Regions from separate parts of the Homo sapiens genome. Here region 2 is linked to region 1. Evidence: chromatin loops called from intact Hi-C (ENCODE). Cell type or tissue: gastrocnemius medialis. All regions are shown on one strand. Links, peaks and the distances in the headings refer to the core of each region. The heading gives the core; the rest is flanking DNA.

Evidence for each region. Peaks named below come from ENCODE experiments on the same cell type or tissue, not always from the same donor. Only the 100,000 strongest peaks of a DNase experiment are listed, where the experiment ranks them.
Region 2: a loop joins it to region 1, with 2.8 times the contacts of the local background. A loop is called at or near these places in 7 of 110 quality-filtered maps.

Annotation. Positions count from the first base shown.
Region 1 is chr14:77,138,281-77,141,299 of GRCh38, forward strand. ZDHHC22 (zDHHC palmitoyltransferase 22) reads right to left here. Exons shown (of 3, transcript NM_174976.2): 2 at 933-1,472. The coding sequence starts at 1,458. Among named protein-coding and RNA genes, the nearest start is that of ZDHHC22, 2.0 kb to the right of the region's middle. RefSeq lists enhancers at 1,215-1,764, 1,902-2,465, 2,466-3,019. In gastrocnemius medialis, for the core only: a CTCF peak has its summit at 1,528; no DNase peak of the experiment used is centred there; H3K4me3 peaks cover 1,168 bases; H3K27me3 peaks cover 2,307 bases.
Region 2 is chr14:77,300,009-77,302,610 of GRCh38, forward strand. POMT2 (protein O-mannosyltransferase 2) reads right to left here. Exons shown (of 21, transcript NM_013382.7): 6 at 1,082-1,241. Among named protein-coding and RNA genes, the nearest start is that of POMT2, 20 kb to the right of the region's middle. RefSeq lists a silencer at 1,184-1,243. In gastrocnemius medialis, for the core only: a CTCF peak has its summit at 1,208 (motif pointing right); a DNase peak (open chromatin) is centred at 1,253; H3K27ac peaks cover 1,630 bases.

The DNA of each region.
Region 1 (3,019 bases), core at 269-2,768:
GCGCAGTGGCTCACATCTGTAAATCCCAGCACTTTGGGAGGCCAAGGTGGGCGGATCACTTTAGGTCAAGAGTTCAAGGCCCGCCTGGCCAACACAGTAAAACACCATCTCTACTAAAAATACAAAAATTAGTGTGGCGTGGTGGCACGCACCTGTAATCCCAGCTACTCGGGAGGTTGAGGCAAGAGAATCACTTGAACCTGGGAGGTAGAGGTTACAGTAAGCAGAGATTGCTTTCACCACTGCGCTTCAGCCTGTGTGATGGAGTGAGACTCTGTCTTAAAAAAAAAAAACAAAAAACCTGCCTCTCCCACCCACGTTCCCTCTGCTCTGAGCCATCAGCAGGCTGGAGAACAGGCTGGTGAGGTCAAACATAATAGGCAGGAGGACAGAGCTTAGCCTCCTGCTGGGCTGGGCTGGCAACAAGTTCAATATTACTGCAATTGGTTGGTGAGACCTCTGGAGAGCAGAGTCCTTGGGTGACATGTAAGCAGAACTGGGGACCAGGCAGAGGAATGTCATAGCATGGTTGTACCTCATGGGGCTACATGGAGGAATGGCCAGCACCTAGTCCTGCCTGGCACAGAGCAGGTGTATTACCTGGATGCCACAACTCTGTGAGCATATGGACAGCATGATGGATGAGAATGATGGGGGCAAGGGGGGATGTTACCAATAAAATACAGCATGTCCGCTTAATTTGCATTTCAGATAGCCAATAGCAAATTTTCTCAGTGTATCTCATACAATATCTGGGACATAATTATACTAAAAAATTATGAGTTGTTTATCTGAAATTTTAATTTAGCGGGACGGTCTGTATTTTTATTTGCTAAATCTGGCAACTTTTGGGGTTGGGGTTTGGGGCCCGGCAACCTTTGGGGTGGGAGGTCTTTGTGTAGAGCCCAACCTGCCCGCCAAGGCCCACTCACCGGAGAAGAACTGGCTGATGGAGGTGGGCAGGAGCGTGAGGAAGGCCAAGGGGTGGGCGAAGGAGATGGAAAGGACAGCGGAGATGTAGGCCACGCCGGCCACCATGGAGTAGAGGCAGGCCAGGGAGGTGTAGAGGCAGAACAGGACGAAGTTGCGCATGTTCCTGCTGCCGATGCAGTTGCCGGTGAAGAAACAGTGATGGTCGTGCCTCAGGGTGACTCTGGCGCACACTCGGCAGAAGTGGGTGCTAGGTGAGGGGCATGGAGTCTTCCTGGCCGAGGCCCCCTGGCAGGCCCCCAGGTCGTCTGGGGAGTTCTGGATGACAAGGACGTAATTGCCCAGGGCGTTGGCCGAGAGGAATAGGAAGAGCGCCCCGTGGAGCAGGGCGGGCGAGAAGAGCCGGGCGGCCGCGGGGTCCTCGCGCATGCTGGGCAGGAAGAGGAAGAGCTGCAGCACGAAGGTCACCAGGGAGATGCACAAGAAGTAGGCGGGGGCCACCACGTTGAGCAGCCGCAGGGCCAGCATCCTCGATTACATTCCTGCGGGGCCCGGGGTGAGAAGAGGACTGACTGACTACGGCGTCCAGGGGGCGCCCTCGCCCGCTCCTCCGTGCCGCGCGTCTGGGGCACTGCACGCGACTCCACGCCCCCAACCCCCTGTCCCGCGGATTTCCCCTCCCCAGTTCCCTAACCCCGGATCAGGCAGGCCAGAGACCCGAGCCCGCAGCGGCCTCGGGTCTAGGCCCCACCTGGGGGTGAGTGTTGCCTGGGGTTTTGAGCGAGCTCGGCGCCTTGGCGCGGCAGAGTCTGGCACAGGAGGGAGGGACTCGTTTGCAGTCTTTAGGAGTTGTGAGGGTGGGGGGCACCGGGGGATAGGACTCCTCCCCTCTGTGGATGTGGAAACAAGCCCAGGTTTGGGATTTCTGGTTCAGACCTCCCTAGGAGGAGAAAGGGAAGGATTTGGGGTCGGGGGCAGGAGAATCAGCGGCACTTGACCTGCTGGAAATCCTGCTTCACACTCCCCTTTCTCCGTCCCTGCGTCCCCACCCACACACACATCTTGGGCAGCACTCAGGGACCTCACCAGGTTACCCAAGGCTCTTTGGAGGTATGTGTGCGTGAGGGACCACGATGTGTGTGTGTGTGTCCTTGTCTGTGACTCTGTACGTGTAATCTGTGTGCGCTTGAGTATCTGTATTTGTGTATGTATATATCTGCGTGTACAGACACGCAGCCTCTGCTATCTAGCTTTAAAAAAATCAATTGAAACAATCGATACACTCACACTCGCTCTCGGGCACCGGGTGAGGTGGGGGCGCAACCAGAATACCTGTGTCAGCGGGTCCTGGCCAGCACATCTCTCCAACGCTGGCTGCCCGGGCTATTTCTTTGCGAAGAGCGTTTTCATTTGAGGCGAAATTAAAATCCCCCCTTCGCGCCCGCCTCCCGCCCTCCTGCTGAGAGAAACCCAAACAACCCTCATGGCGCCGAAATCCTTTCCATGCCGACAAGCCCGCCCTGGGCGCACGAGTGGATGCTTGGCCAGCCTTTCCTGGGATCGACCCCGCCGCCGTGCTCAGCCCTCACCACGTCCCCATCCCACCCCACGCCTCACAGCCGGGGTTCCTGGCCAGCTTCGGAAGCCACCGAGAAATAGGATTCCGTGCGCCCGAGAGAACTTTTCCAGGGGCTAAGGAATCGGCCAGCCGGAGGCGCGAGAAAAGTTCTGGGAAGGCGGTTGCACCTAGGATGGGTGGATGCCACGGGGCCTCCGTCCAGGCTGTCCCGTCCGCACGGGTCGACTGGTCACCTTGGAATCCCCTTTGCAGGTCCCAGCGCCCCCCGGGAACCCGCAGCCTCCGCGGAGAGCGTGGGCCTCTCCCTACCGCTGGGGCGCAGCGCAGTGCACGCCTGAGGGTGGTCGCCGGGGGCTGGGCACGCCCCCAGTCCTGCGCCGCCGGGGGCTGCGGCGGTGCTGCCCACCCCAGAGAGCCCTCGGCCTGGGGCTCCGGCGAAGCAAGTGCCTTCCCGGCGCCGGTCGCCAGGGGGGCGCGGGAGCAGCCAGATGCGCCGCAGCGCTGGGAAGG
Region 2 (2,602 bases), core at 1-2,500, 160 kb after region 1:
GAGTGCCCTTTTCTGTGCTCTCCCAGCACTCCTGGCTGACTGTAACTGCCTGCTTCCTTATTTCTCTCTCTCCATTGACCACAGAGGGTGGGGACCATATTATATTCATCTGTATATTCCAGCACCTCACACACAGTGGCTGGATGATCTTTACACATTTTCTGAATAAATGAATGAATGAATGAATAAACTTGTTAGGAGCTGGTTTGGAGGTGATGGAGCAGCACCACAGCAGAGTGATGGCCTGGGGCCAACCTAACCTGGTTGTGACTCCTAGATACACCTCTCACTCCCCGATGGCCTCGGGGAAGTCATTACCTCTGTAGGTTTTGATTTCCTCATTTGAAAATCAGGGTAATAACTCCCTACCTCATAGGACTATTATGAGGGGTAAATGAGATAATGAAGGTAAAGCGTTTCGCATAGTGCCTGGCATAGAATCAGCCCTTAATAAATAATAAACTGTAAAGGCCCTTACTGGCCTCCAAATATGGAGACCGTGGGTCAGGAAATGAAAATTGTGAGTTCAGACCGGGCTCGGTGGCTCATGCCTGTAATCCCCGCACTTTGGGAGGCCAAGGCGGGCGGATCACTTGAGGTCAGGGGTTTGAGAACAATCTGGCCAACATGGTAGAACCGCATCTCTACTAAAACTACAAAAATTAGCTGGGCATGGTGGTATGTGCCTGTAATCCCAGCTACTTGGGAGGCTGAGGCAAAAGAATCACTCGTACCCAGGAGGCGGAAGTTGCAGTGAGCCAAGATCGGCCCACTGCACTCCAGCCTGGGTAACAGAGTGAAACTCTATCTCAAAAAAAAAAAAAAGACAGACATTATAAAACAAATGCAAAAAGAGACTTCCAAGAATGTTAATCTATCCTCTCCCTTGAACCCTATCCAGTCCTCAGCCGGGCCCACTCCCTGATGTCCTGCTGTCTGCGGAGGTTGGGGGGTCCAGCCCACCTGGGACCCAGAACACAGCCACTCTGCCACCTGCAGTAGAGACAGAGAAGGCCACCAGCTCCTACTCAGCAACATCAGGGAGCAAAAACATTTCCACAGCAAACCCTTGGGTGCTCACCAATGAAAGACTGAGGTCTCCGAACAGGTACCAAAGGTCTGCAATGGTGTTCAGCCCCACTTGAAGGATGATAAAGAGGCCAACAAACTTGACCCCTAAAGCACCAGCAAGACTAACGCCAGTCAGGCTGAGCCAGAACCACCAGGGGGCAGAGAAGGGCCTGAAAATCAACAAGACGGAGTTCAATTTGGCAGCTGGAACCAAAGCCAAACGCAAGCGCAGCAGGGGACAGGGCAGTTCTCAGACTTGGAGCGGCTGTGCTGTGCCCTGTCTTGGGGGCTCTTAGCCTCAAGGGACCATGGCGTGGCTCCATGGAGGAGGCGGCCTGTGAAACCCCTGGAACGGCAGGAAAAGCACTGTCTGAGGGCGCAGGGTATTCTTCAGGGGAGAGTGTCCATAGTGCTCCTGGCTAAGTACAGGGCTCAGGGTAAGTGGGGGCTCCTTCTTCACAAGTGACCAGTCAGGCAGGAGTAAAAGGAGAATCCTTAGGTGCCCCTGGACTCAGGCAGCCCTCTCCTTTGTGTCACCTCTGCCCTTGTCGAAGGCAGCATTTACCGAGTGCTTACTATGTATGCGTCACGCATCATTCCAAGTACGATGCATATATTAACTCTTCTAGCCGTCACTACAGCACACAGAGGATCCTGTCACTAGGTCCTCTTTTTGCACAGGAGGAAATCAAGATACAGAGAGGTGGAGTAATACAGCTAGCAGGCAGTGGGGCACAGTTTTAACCCAGGCAATTGGGTCAATGTTAGTGCTCTTAACCATTTTGCTATTCGTATAGCACCTAGTACTCTACACTATGATTCTCTGGCTCTCTGGCTGCCTCCTCTGCCAGAGTGAATATTCCTTAACAGCCAAGCCCAACAGAGCTCAGTACCTCCAGCTCCCCGCATAGTACCTGGTACACAGTATGTACTCAAGAAATGGTAGATGGAAGTGGATGTGGCATAAGCACAACAACCAAAGCCAGAGTGGGCTGAGAGTCACTGATCAGGTTTGATTAGCACAATGGAGCTTAATGAGCCTGGCTGTGCAAAGTTAACTTCCAGAAAAGCCTACGAGGGGCCAACTCTTCTGGTTTGAATAGAATGAATGACTTATTCTACTTTCTCAGAAGTAGAAGGATGATCTGGAAAAGACTATTCTGCAAGTAGACCGGACCCTCCAAGTCAGCTTTAGAACTGACCAGGACCTGGAAGGATCCTCTTGGCTGGTATGGACCATTCAAGCCAACCTTTACATATGCTATTCCCATCATTAGGTCAGGACTGGATGCAACCACTGACGAAAGGGAGATAGTTTCCAGGCAGCATCTACCCTGGTGCCCTCCCTTCTAGGACAGAGTATGTGAAGGACAGCCCTGTCCCGGGATTTCCTAACCAGCACTGGTTACAAGAGGTGGGTGGGGAAAGTATTAGGACCCCCCATGATATCCCAAAACCCCTACCCAATTGTACTCCATTGTAAACATGATAATAATAATACGCTTGAAAAAGACAACTGACATTTTCTCGG